Regions from separate parts of the Mus musculus genome. Here region 1 is linked to region 2. Evidence: chromatin loops called from intact Hi-C (ENCODE). Cell type or tissue: left cerebral cortex. All regions are shown on one strand. Links, peaks and the distances in the headings refer to the core of each region. The heading gives the core; the rest is flanking DNA.

Region 1 (5,874 bases), core at 334-5,333, 110 kb before region 2:
CTGGAAGCACAGCTGGCTGTGTGTCCTTGGGCACGACCCTCTTTGCGGGATTCCTGTTTTGGATAGTAGTGAGTAAACCAGGCTCAGAGAAGTCCACTAAAGTGTAGTGACTATATCTCAGGGGACTCACACAGCGAGGGACAGATAGGGCAGACACTCCTCCCGGAATTCTAAAGCCAAGGCCAGCTTCATTCTGCAAGAACAAGGCAGACACACCTGAATGCTCTGGCCGCTCCAGCAGTCACCAAGAAAGCCTGCGGTCTCGCTCCTGGAGACTGCCTACTAAGAGGAGCACAGAACGAACCTAAAGGGTCCCCACACATGCCAGGCCTCCTAGAACACAAGCCTTATTCCCATGGAACAAATATTGGGGAGAGGACAGCTTGTTATTCCAATAGAGGTTGAAGGAGTGCCCCTGTTCTCAGACTAGATTTTACACTCAGGAAAATCCAGGCCCCTCATGGATGGTTTTGTTTGTCTTTTAGATCAAGTCTCAGAGTTGCACAGCTGGCCTGGAACTCAGGGCTTTCCCTGAGTCCCCAGAGTGCTGGGATTACCAGCCTGCGCAGCGGTGCTGGGGCAGGTTCTGGCCTTTCTGTGTGGTACCAGCTCAATGCCCCGGGCTTCTGCATTAGCTACCTGGTGTGTTAAATGAGAATGTTGCACTCCATCCATCTCCCTAAAACAGCCTGCAAGAAAAACAAGCCCCAGGGCAGACCCCACAGCCCAACGCCTTTCCCTCACCTCTCTAACCCAGCCCTCAAAAAGGGTTTCGATGGGCAAAAACTGCCAAAAGGGCGAGAGAAAAAGCTCATTTTCTGAGTCCAGTGAGAGGAAACCTATAGATCCCCCCCCCCCCCGGGCGACCCTTGCTCCGGTATCTCTGCAATGGTTTTTTTTTTTTTTCTGGCCTTTAAGGTTTCTGCGTCGTAGAGTGGGTGAACTCAGCAGAGGCCTAGCATGTTTCGAAATAAGAGACCCCCGCGGGGGGCCTACCTACGGGGCTCTGCACACGGGGGTGGGCGGGAGCTGCGGACCTGGCTAGAGAGAGTTCGGGAAAAAGGGCGGGACTGAGCATAGACGCATTGCGGAGAAAGGTAGGGGGCTGGTGTGTCGGGCCAGGGGGTGGGACCGAAAGGCGCTGCGCATCTGTTGAAGGAGTGGATGCGTAAGGAGAAGGGGAGGAGGAACCTTTGTCCACTGTCAACCTGGTTGGCGGTGGGATAGTGTGCTGGCAAGGAGGCGGGCTCTCCTCCAAGTGCACATGCGCAACAATGGCTCTGGGATGAAGCTTTTGTTGGGAAAGCAAGCGGGACTCTTATTTGGACAGTGATCTGCTGCGCATGCGCGGCGCGTCCAGAGGCGGTGGGTGGTATATTAGGCGGAGAGGCGGGGTCGCCCGAGCTGCCGCGCTGGCATTTTCTCCTGGACGCGGAGAGAGTGCGGGTGCCGAGAGCCGGACAGAGCCATTCCCGATCCTCTTGAGTCGCGAAGAAGGAAACAGCGAAGGGATTGGGGTTCGGCCCTGAGGCAAGGTGAGGTTCGCCCCCAGACGGGGCATCTGCCCCCCTGGCGCGGCGTCCTTCCGCCATTCTTTTCTCCCAGTCCCTTCACCCTGGATTCGGAAGCCCCCTGCTCTGCCTGCTCCCGGATTCAGACCCTGCTCCCGACCCTTTTCTAATTTGAAACTCCGTCCGTCCCCCTGAATCTTTTCTCCAGTTCCCTCCCCGAATCCTATTTCCCGACCTTGATCCCGTTAGATGGTTCCTCTGAATTCAGAACCTTAATTCAACTTTTCGGACGCCCGTGTCTCCCCGCTCGCCGCCCTCCCTCCCCGCCCCCGTAAACTACCGCATCCACAGCTCCTCTCTGACTCCAAAACGGCAGCGCTGAAGCTTTTCCCTGGCCGCGTCTGAGATTGGAGATGGTCTAGCGGGACGACCGGTTACTTTTCCCGCTCCGCTTAGGCCTGGTTCTCCCCCCGGACTCGGCACCTCACCCGCCCCCAGAATCAAAGCACACACGCACACAGAATTCGGTCCTATGTCTTTTCCTTCTGTAGTGTAATGCCCAGCTCCTCTCTCCCACACCCCCCCCCTTAGGCTCTGCTCTTGCCAGGGAGACGAGAGCTATGGCTCAGAAACCGGACGGCGGTGCAGGCCTCCGCGGCTTCCAGGTGAGGACCCCGCTCCCAATTCCCCCATTTTTCCCCTGCTGACAGTTTACGCCCACCCCCGGCCCCTTAGGTCGCGCGAATGGCAGGATCTGATTTTGCCCTTCTTCCGGCCTAGACACCGCGGGCTCTCAGATTTCTAGCGTTTATCGAATGGGGGGGAGGGGCGGCCCTTTTCAGCCATCGGTCCCTGCTTAGAGAAAGGGGAGACCCTGTTAGTCAGGGCATTCTGCCCAGAGAATGCGGGTTGGGTAAGGAACCATTTTTTTTCCATAACCCTGACGCGTGTAGAGCAGTCTGTCGCCCCATCCCCCAACCTCTCGCCTCCACCCTCCCTTTCTCCACGCCGCGAGACTCCCCCTCCACCCTCTCGGCTTATCCTCCTTGATTCCTCCCTCCTCGGGTCTTGAGCTCCCCACCTCAAGCCTAACCAGTCCGTCTCTAAACCCATTTGGGGCTCAGAGCTTGCACCACATTCCGCACCAGCCCCTGCTGCCACAGACTGTCCCTCACCTTGCCCTGCCCCCTCTACCCTTAATTAAATTTTGTTCGCGCCCCGCCTCCCTTTGACCCGCCTCTGCCCCCACGTCTGAGTACTGTGACGCCTGTCTACAGCTCCCCTGCTGCGTTGCGCCGCGCCCCCCCCCTCCTCTGGTCTGCCATGTAAGGCTCAGAGATTGAAATGTTGCCCCTCCTGTGTTTGCAGGCTGAGGCCTCTGTTGAAGACAGCGCCTTGCTTGTGCAGACCTTGATGGAAGCCATCCAGATCTCCGAGGCTCCGCCCACCAGCCAGGCCACAGCAGCTGCCAGTGGGCCAAATGCTAGTCCCCAGAGTTCACAGCCCCCAACTGCCAATGAGAAGGCTGATACTGAGGTTTCAGCAGCTGCTGCCAGGCCTAAGACAGGCTTTAAGGCCCAGAATGCCACCACAAAGGGGCCAAATGATTACTCTCAGGCACGTAATGCCAAGGAGATGCCCAAGAATCAGTCTAAGGCGGCCTTTAAGTCACAGAATGGCACCCCTAAAGGTCCACATGCTGCCTCTGACTTTTCCCAGGCAGCACCCACAGGCAAATCAGCTAAAAAGTCTGAAATGGCCTTTAAGGGTCAGAATAGCACTAAGGCTGGCCCCGGTACCACCTACAATTTCCCTCAGTCTCCCAGTGCCAATGAGATGACCAACAACCAGCCTAAGACAGCTAAGGCTTGGAATGACACTACTAAGGTCCCTGGAGCTGATGCCCAGACCCAGAATGTAAATCAGGCCAAAATGGCTGACGTAGGGACCAGCGCAGGTATCTCTGAAGCTGATGGTGCAGCAGCCCAGACATCAGCAGATGGCTCCCAGACTCAGAACGTGGAGTCCCGGACTATAATTCGGGGCAAGAGGACCCGCAAGGTGAGATCCCAGCTAGCTTCCCTTTGCTTTGGGCTCTCTCCTTTCTTCCAATTTCCTTGGCTCCAAACACAATAAAGGGCATGGATTTATCTGTATTTTGGCACAGTTGTAGGGGGTGCTAAGGTAACTATTATTCCTGAGCCCAGGTTGTCCACAGGCTGATGATGAGTTGATACAAGGACACAGGCAATATGTGTGTAGGCCATCTTACATTTTGACATTAAACACCATGTCTTAAGCTAGGCAGGCTCACACAGAATCAATTAGATCTTGAAGATGTACCTCACTCTCTAGAGAGAACAGAGTCAGGAAGAAACGAGTTCAGGGTGAAACCAAGCACTGTCCGTAGTCACACAGGAAAAGGAGAAATCTAGGTCCCACTTTCTGTTTGTTTGTTTGTTTTTTCCTTTGTCTGGTTTGGAGATGAAACGCCTGTCTGAAAGACAAAGAGAATCAAAGTGACCAGTGGCTAGTGAGGTGTAGGTGAAGATTCCTAGGTACTTCCTAAGATAGCAACTGGGAGGACCCAGGATTAATAGTGACCCTGAAATTTTCTTCTCTCTAATTATACAGGTTAATAACTTGAATGTGGAAGAGAACAACAGTGGGGATCAAAGGCGTGCCTCACTGGCCTCAGGGAACTGGAGGTCTGCTCCGGTTCCAGTGACCACTCAGCAGAACCCACCTGGAGCACCCCCTAATGTGGTGTGGCAGACACCACTGGCTTGGCAGAACCCATCAGGCTGGCAAAACCAGACAGCCAGGCAGACCCCACCAGCAGCACGTCAGAGTCCCCCAGCTAGGCAGACACCATCAGCTTGGCAGAACCCAGTTGCATGGCAGAATCCAGTGATCTGGCCTAACCCAGTGATCTGGCAGAATCCAGTGATCTGGCCAAACCCCATTGTCTGGCCTGGCCCAATTGTCTGGCCAAACCCAATGGCCTGGCAGAGTACACCTGGATGGCAGAGCCCACCCAGCTGGCAGGCTCCACCTAGTTGGCAGAGCCCTCAAGATTGGCAGGGCCCTCCAGATTGGCAGGTACCACCTGACTGGTCAATGCCTCCTGACTGGTCCTTTCCCTCCGACTGGCCTTTTCCACCTGACTGGATCCCCGCCGACTGGCCAATTCCACCTGACTGGCAGAACTTACGACCCTCACCTAATCTGAGATCCTCCTCCAACTCTCGTGCCTCACAGAACCAGGGTCCTCCACAGCCCCGAGATGTGGCCCTTCTTCAGGAAAGAGTAAGTGCTGTGCCTCTCCACTTAGTTTACTGCAGTCCTTCCATTTATAACCGGCGGCCACGTTTTCTACAAACATCATTTTAATTACTTCTCCCCAGGCAAATAAGTTGGTCAAGTACCTGATGCTTAAAGACTACACGAAGGTGCCCATCAAGCGCTCAGGTAGGTCGTTCTGTCCTTGATGTCCTTGATAGGGGCATCTTTTGCTTATTCTGTCCCCTCCCTCCCATAGCTGCTGATTGTACTTGAGAAGAACCTGACTGGGCTACCCTCAGCAGGGCTGGCACAGGGGCTGGCACTGGACGGTCCAGCTCACTCCAGGTGCTTCCCTTCTCTCCTACAGAAATGCTGAGGGATATCATCCGAGAATACACTGATGTCTATCCAGAAATCATTGAGCGCGCATGCTTTGTCCTGGAGAAGGTAAAGAGTCAGACCTGAGAAACAAGAATGATGGCAAGGACAGGGCTTACAGGGCTGTGACTGCCTGCCTATTGGTAGGTTATCCTAACTGCCGTCATTGATCGGTTTTCTTCTGTAGAAATTTGGAATCCAGCTGAAGGAAATCGACAAAGAAGAGCATCTGTATATTCTCATCAGTACCCCTGAGTCCCTGGCTGGCATACTGGGAACGTAAGATGGGAAAGGAGATGGAGTATGGTCTTTCTAAGTGATGCTTTTTTCCCCTAAGAGTCTCAGTATTCAGTCACATAGGAGGTCATGGGCAGAGTGGGGGCATAATGATCTCTGCTGAGGAATACTGGAGAAGCTAAATTGGTAAGCTTGTGGGGTTTTTCATGCAGATGGCTGCTGGGTATGTATATATCTATATTCTTTTTATACTCCTCTAGGACCAAAGACACACCGAAGCTTGGCCTCCTCTTAGTGATTCTGGGCATTATCTTCATGAATGGCAACCGTGCCACCGAGGGTAAGTGACTGACCTTGGAGCTGGGGCTTGGCTACAGTCTGATTTCCATGCTCACTTTCCATGCCTTGTCTCCTCTTGCCTCCTATCACAGCCGTCCTCTGGGAAGCACTGCGCAAGATGGGA
Region 2 (5,874 bases), core at 326-5,325:
TACAAAATCAGTACCCTTGCTATATACCAAAGGTGAACACACTGACAAATAAATCAGGGACACACTCCCTTCATAATATCCTTAAACTTAAATAAATAAATAAATAAATAAATAATAAAATTCCATGAAATGAACCCAACCAACTGTGCTGATTTAAATGAGAAATATCCCTCATAGGCAGGCTTTGATATTTCAAATACTTGGTCCCCAGATGGTAATACTGTTTAGGGAGGTCGAAGAAGGAAGTATGTCCTTGTAGGAGGAAGTATATCACTGTGGGAAGGCATTGAAAATTTAAAGCCTTGCCCTATGTCCAATTTATTCTCTGTACTTATTGCTGATGGCTGAGGATGTGAGCTCTCAGCTTGCTGATCCAGCTGCTATGTCTGGTGCTGCTATGCCTGGTGCTGCTATGTCTGGTGCTGCTATGCCTGGTGCTGCTATGCCTGGTGCTGCTATGCCTGGTGCTGCTATGCCTGGTGCTGCTTGTTATGCCTCCCTGCCATGATGGACTTTTTAATCCCTTAGGAACCATAAATCTAAAATAAATTATTTCTTCCATAAAGTTCCTTTGGGCATAGTCTTTTATCACAGCCACAGAAAAATAACTAATATGCCAAGGAAATGAAAGACCTATAAAATAAAAACTTTAAAGCAGTGAAGAAATTAGACACCAGAAGATGAAGAGCCTGTGGATTAATGTGATTAATACTATAAAAAAAAGTCCATCCTATAGTGATCAAATAATTAGGCACATAGAGGTATATATCAAAGTATAAGTGTGGCAGCATTATGTTCAGGGTCATTTCAAAAACCATTAAGAATATCTACTCTTCTTGGTTTCTTCCATTTTCAAACATGCCAGAGGCTGGTCACTTCAGAGAACTATAGTACATATGAGTGTGGCCTGGCACGAGTGTGGTCCCTGAATCTCCAAGGGCTAACGAATGCTAAGTGGATGCTGCTAGAAATGCAATGCTTTCTAAGGCACAGTCCCTCTCTGTCTGAGTGTATCCACTTCAGAATTCCCACATACTCCTCTATCATCGGTCGGATGAAGCACTAGAGGCTTCCTAGTTACCATCTCCCCAACTCCAGCTTTAGGGATCTGAACCTGTTTCCCTTTCAATATGGCTAGGGAGAAGAAGGCATCTCCTGTCCCTCACTCAGGATTGGCTGACCTGTGATCAATTGCTGCTCACCTACTCTTCTATAACAGACTATGATTACAGCAAATACATGAATAAATACAAACAACTGTATGCTAAAAGACACATAAGCAGGCCATGGTGGTGTAGTACTCAGGAATTCAAGGCCAGCCTGGTCTACATAATGAGTTTCAGGCCAGCCAGAGATACATAATGTAACCATAAATTTAAAAAAGAACAGAAAAATATCTCATGTTAACAATCTCATTTAAAAATAAAGTTGAAATCACTATGCAATGTGAAATTCATTGTATTTAACATACACTTTTTTGAGACAGGGTTTCTCTGTGTAGCCCTGGCTGTCCTGGAACTCACTTTGTAGACCAGGCTGGCCTCGAACTCAGAAATCCGCCTGCCTCTGCCTCCCGAGTGCTGGGATTAAAGGCGTGCGCCACCACACCCGACTTTATGAACTTTTGTTTTCAAAGTATTTCAACCTTTTTACCCTAATGGAATAATAAATGGCATGAACTAAAGTTCTCAGAGAAAACGCCACATCTACTTTAAACATTCTATAAGGCTTTAGTCGGTTGGAATGCTGCAGGACCAAAGCCAAATTATCTTGGGCCATCATAACTCCTGAATATTCCCTAGCAGGGCCTCAGCAGTCTTGTGATTACTTGGTAAATCCCAAGGCTAGGAAGAGAGTCTGAGGCCTGGAGCAGAGCTCCCCCAGGCCTTCATTATAACCACTGTCAATGAAAGTAACAGTCTTACCTCAAAGTAATAAAAGATGGGATTTATTCTGGAGTCAAATATGAATTATCATGGCCCAGGAACACAGATTTAGAGCTCCCCAAAATACCATGTTTCAATGAGGCAAAAATTTCACAAATGTTTTATAGTGACAGAAAAAAAGAAGGCCATAAATCAAGACACTTCGAAATACGTCAGTGGGCACATCAGGCGGGCAGGTGAGAACCCTGCTGTAGGCCCTGGATGCCACCTGATGCTTTTAGTCCTTTGGTTGGTGGAAAACTTGAATTTTGTTAATGTATTTCCTAAATGTTTTATTTGTTAGTCAGGATGTTAAGTCTGACAGAGAGAGGGAAGAGAAAAAGCAATTTAATAGGCTAAAGGTCACCCAAGACAAACTGTAATTAGGCCCTCAAACTGCAACAGTCCAGTCGCTCCACATAATTGAAGCAAGCTGTTTGGCTTTTTGTTTGTTTGAGACAGGGTTTCTCTGTGTAGCCCTGGCTGTCCTAGAACTCACTCTGTAGACCAGGCTGTCCTCAAACTCACAGAGATCTGCCTGCTGCTGGGATTAAGGCAGGCACCACCACGCCCTACAAGGTTTTAAACAGTCAATAAGCCTTTGCAGACTCAACTTCTTTCCAAGAATTCTCACATCTGACCATCTAAGTGTACTTGAAAAGGGTCCTCAATTGTGGTTTTGCTACCATAAAAATTATGAAACTGTTACCACATTTAAACTTGGTGTTTTGGGTAACCTACATCTGTGTTCCAGAGCCAGCATCAGTCGTCTCCAAACTAAACTCTCTTCCCTTTGAGAGGAGAGTTATGTTTTTGTGGTGGTAGTAAACATCTCACTGAATATTACACAATGAATGGATGAACGAACAAAATATCACACAGTAAATATACTCAATATTAATTAAGTATACACCTCAAGAAAAAATAAATCGTGCCATTAAATGAAAGACTTGTTAGGAAATTTATAAGAGTCTATGGCTATGCTGGCTGGACACATTATCTGGATTCCAATGTTTCACAGTGATGTTAACTGACATCTATAAATCAAATAAAATATGGCCTCAATACTAAAGCATATATTTACATGCCAAGACAACTAAAGTAAGAGAACATTCAATAATGAGAAAATATTAGTTGGAGTTACCCAGAAACCACATACTGTGTTTTAGTAAAAGAACCCTGATAATATTACCCCATTGAAAATCCCATGGAATCTATAGCATTTGAGGAAGAAGAAAGAAAAAGAAAAATGAAAAACACCGACAAAAAGAAGAAAGAAGGGGGTGACAAAGCTGCGTCACATTTTTTTCCAAGTACAAAGGGCAGAGGAGAAACTGAGCAGCAGGCGAGAGAAAGGAGCAGCACTACCATCTACTGGTCAGAAAGCCTAAATTCAACCAGTGAACAAAAATTGATCTAGTTTTTTTTTCTGGCTCTTCACCAACCTAAAAAGGCAGGCCCTGGAAGTCAGGTGGGATAAAAAAGAGGGTTAGGGGGTGTCACATTATACAGAATTATATGCACTAAGTACATCAGCCCCAGAACCTGTCCGGCAAGACAGCCTTTAGTCCCACCCTCGGAGCCATAGCAACAGCAGCAGGAAGTCCAAAGCACATAGGAAATACATAAGGTAGTAAATCATTGGATTGGCAGGCTTTGAGCCTACACAATGATTCAAAATGAGGTTGCGAGCATTAGCCCTCACTCCAGGATCCTAACAACCTACCTCCTAGCATACTTAGATGAGCTGATGGCACGTTTCAGGAGCCCTCTGCTTTATCCATCCCAAAGTCTCCACACCTGTGAGGAGGCCCTGGGCAGCACAGAAGACAGCTTTCTTGTGCTGTCCAGTAGTGTCCAGTCGCCAGCATGTATCTGAGCAGGTCAGAACTTCTGCCCCTGACGAAGTTTTGCTTAGAAAAACAAGAGCTTACAATCCCCTGGCCTACACAATCTCTATGCTGTTCTCTGTGTTCAGTGCCCCAGAGAGCAAAGGACGATGGAAAACAGAAATCATGAAAATGAGTAAACTTAGCATTCCTTAGGCATACCAATCACCCCAAAATAACCTCTAAACTCCATTCTGTAGCCCTAACAAGCTCCAGCACCACCCTTTTTTACTTAACCAATGATTTGTAGAGAAACCCTTTAAAATTCTAATGTATTTTTGCTGGGTATAACACAACCTGGAACGCATGGAAGCAAGCATGGAGGTGCTTCATTGAAAACTAAGTTCCATAAACATTCTAGTTCTATTTCATGTTAGTAAGTTTTTAAATACATCTTTGCATGTGTTTATGTTTCATCGGTGTGTCTACACATAATATTTTTCCTATATGTAATTCCTACCTGTATGCTGCTTTGTTGCAGGACCCTTTGTACACATGTTTAAGGAAGATGGACTCTCCTGTTAAAATTAGGATTCCGAGGCTTGGAGGTAATCGTACCCATTACACCACTATCTGGCTAAGGATTGAATGTGTACTTCTGAAAACCAAAGCTTTGGGATGAAAGAAGACACCGGAGAGGAGTGAGGAGCAGGCCTTATATTGTGACCTGACAACGGTGCTCCTGAATGCTGTCTTTGTGTGATATTTTAAAGGTTAGTCAATCAATGCACACCAAGGAGGGATGAGGCCAGAGAACATCAGAGCTGAAGCAGGGTTAGAGTTCCCTTAGGAAGGAATAGAATAGGGCAAGCAACTGTGCTCATTTCCCAAGTTTTGAAACTGTGGTTGAAGATAATGGAAGGTTCTCACTGCCAGACTGGTCCTTTAAAATGTCTTTCTCTCATTACATTCCCTGGTGTGAGAGATTGCAAGGACTCTCACATATGATGCACATGTAACACCTTGAACCTATATCCCCAGTCACAAAGTACTCATTTTCAAAATCACAGTATCTTACATGAGACCTTACATATTTAAGCTAAACATACACACCTGTACTCCTGGCACTTCAGAGCTGGTGGCAGGAGGATTATGAATTCAAAATTATCCTCAGCTGTGTGGCTCAGCTGGCCTTAAACTCCCTGGAAAGTTCCTGATGTGGGGCGGGGAATCACTTTTGAAAGGCTGAATGGCTTGAACTTTATGATTATGGAGAGGTGAAATGTTATAAATCCATAGCCAAAATTATCTTAGTCCACTTAAACAGCATCTGTGCATCTGACCTAACATCCTTTCAACCAGCCTGGGCTACTTAGAAAGACAGCATACATGAGCATGAGCACACGTGCGCACACACACACATGCGTACACACGCACACGCACACGCACACACACACACACACATACATGTGCGCGCACAGACTTGAGTACTATACCTAGTACAAAAAAATCATGCTACACTCCCATCACCCATTTATGTACGTACCTTAATTTTTAAAATAAAATAAAATTATATCATTATATCATTCCCCTTTCCCTTCCCTCCCTCCAACCTCTCCCTAGCCCCTAGACCCCCCTTTCAGTTCATGGCCTTTCTTTCATTGTTGTTATTGTGTTTTGTGTTTGGGGATGATTATCCCATGGGCTTTTTAAGGTCTAAAGTGTCCACACAAAGCACAGTTCTCACCTCAAAGCAAATAAGAGATAATTTGCTCTTAAGCAAAATGTAAGCAACCATGGCCCAGGAAGACAGGACTCCGGGCACTCTGAATGCAACACTCTCCATAAACTTTTTCTAGTTACAGCACAAAACAAAGTTATAAATTGGAACATTTGTTAAATACTTTGGCAGAAACCACACATAGCAAAGCAGGGGAAGTCTTCACTGTATGTCTCTTAGCAGCTACTAGCAGCTGCCAGCATTTTGGAGGAAGCTCTGGCACAGAAGCACTCATGAGGAAGGAATGAGGGGCACTTTACAGAAACTTTAAAAGTGTTTCACAAGAGATTAAGTCACAGAGTCCAATGGATCCAGACAACAGTATTACAAGCATCATTAT

What was found. A loop is a pair of places that touch in the nucleus more often than their neighbours do. Peaks named below come from ENCODE experiments on the same cell type or tissue, not always from the same donor. Only the 100,000 strongest peaks of a DNase experiment are listed, where the experiment ranks them.
Region 1: it touches region 2 in a loop (5-fold over the local background); 23 of 42 quality-filtered maps call a loop at or near these places.

What each region holds. Positions count from the first base shown.
Region 1 is chrX:94,537,553-94,543,426 of GRCm38, reverse strand. It overlaps Maged1 (melanoma antigen, family D, 1), which reads left to right and starts at 1,402. Exons shown (of 13, transcript NM_019791.3): 1 at 1,402-1,535; 2 at 2,103-2,176; 3 at 2,880-3,572; 4 at 4,146-4,820; 5 at 4,919-4,982; 6 at 5,164-5,243; 7 at 5,362-5,453; 8 at 5,672-5,751; 9 at 5,843-5,874. The coding sequence starts at 2,132. In left cerebral cortex, for the core only: no CTCF peak of the experiment used is centred there; DNase peaks (open chromatin) are centred at 1,276, 1,990, 2,464, 2,897 and 1 more place; H3K4me3 peaks cover 2,544 bases; H3K27ac peaks cover 2,222 bases.
Region 2 is chrX:94,429,577-94,435,450 of GRCm38, reverse strand. No RefSeq gene overlaps it. Among named protein-coding and RNA genes, the nearest start is that of Gm14827, 10 kb to the left of the region's middle. In left cerebral cortex, for the core only: a CTCF peak has its summit at 3,285 (motif pointing left); DNase peaks (open chromatin) are centred at 3,317 and 3,485.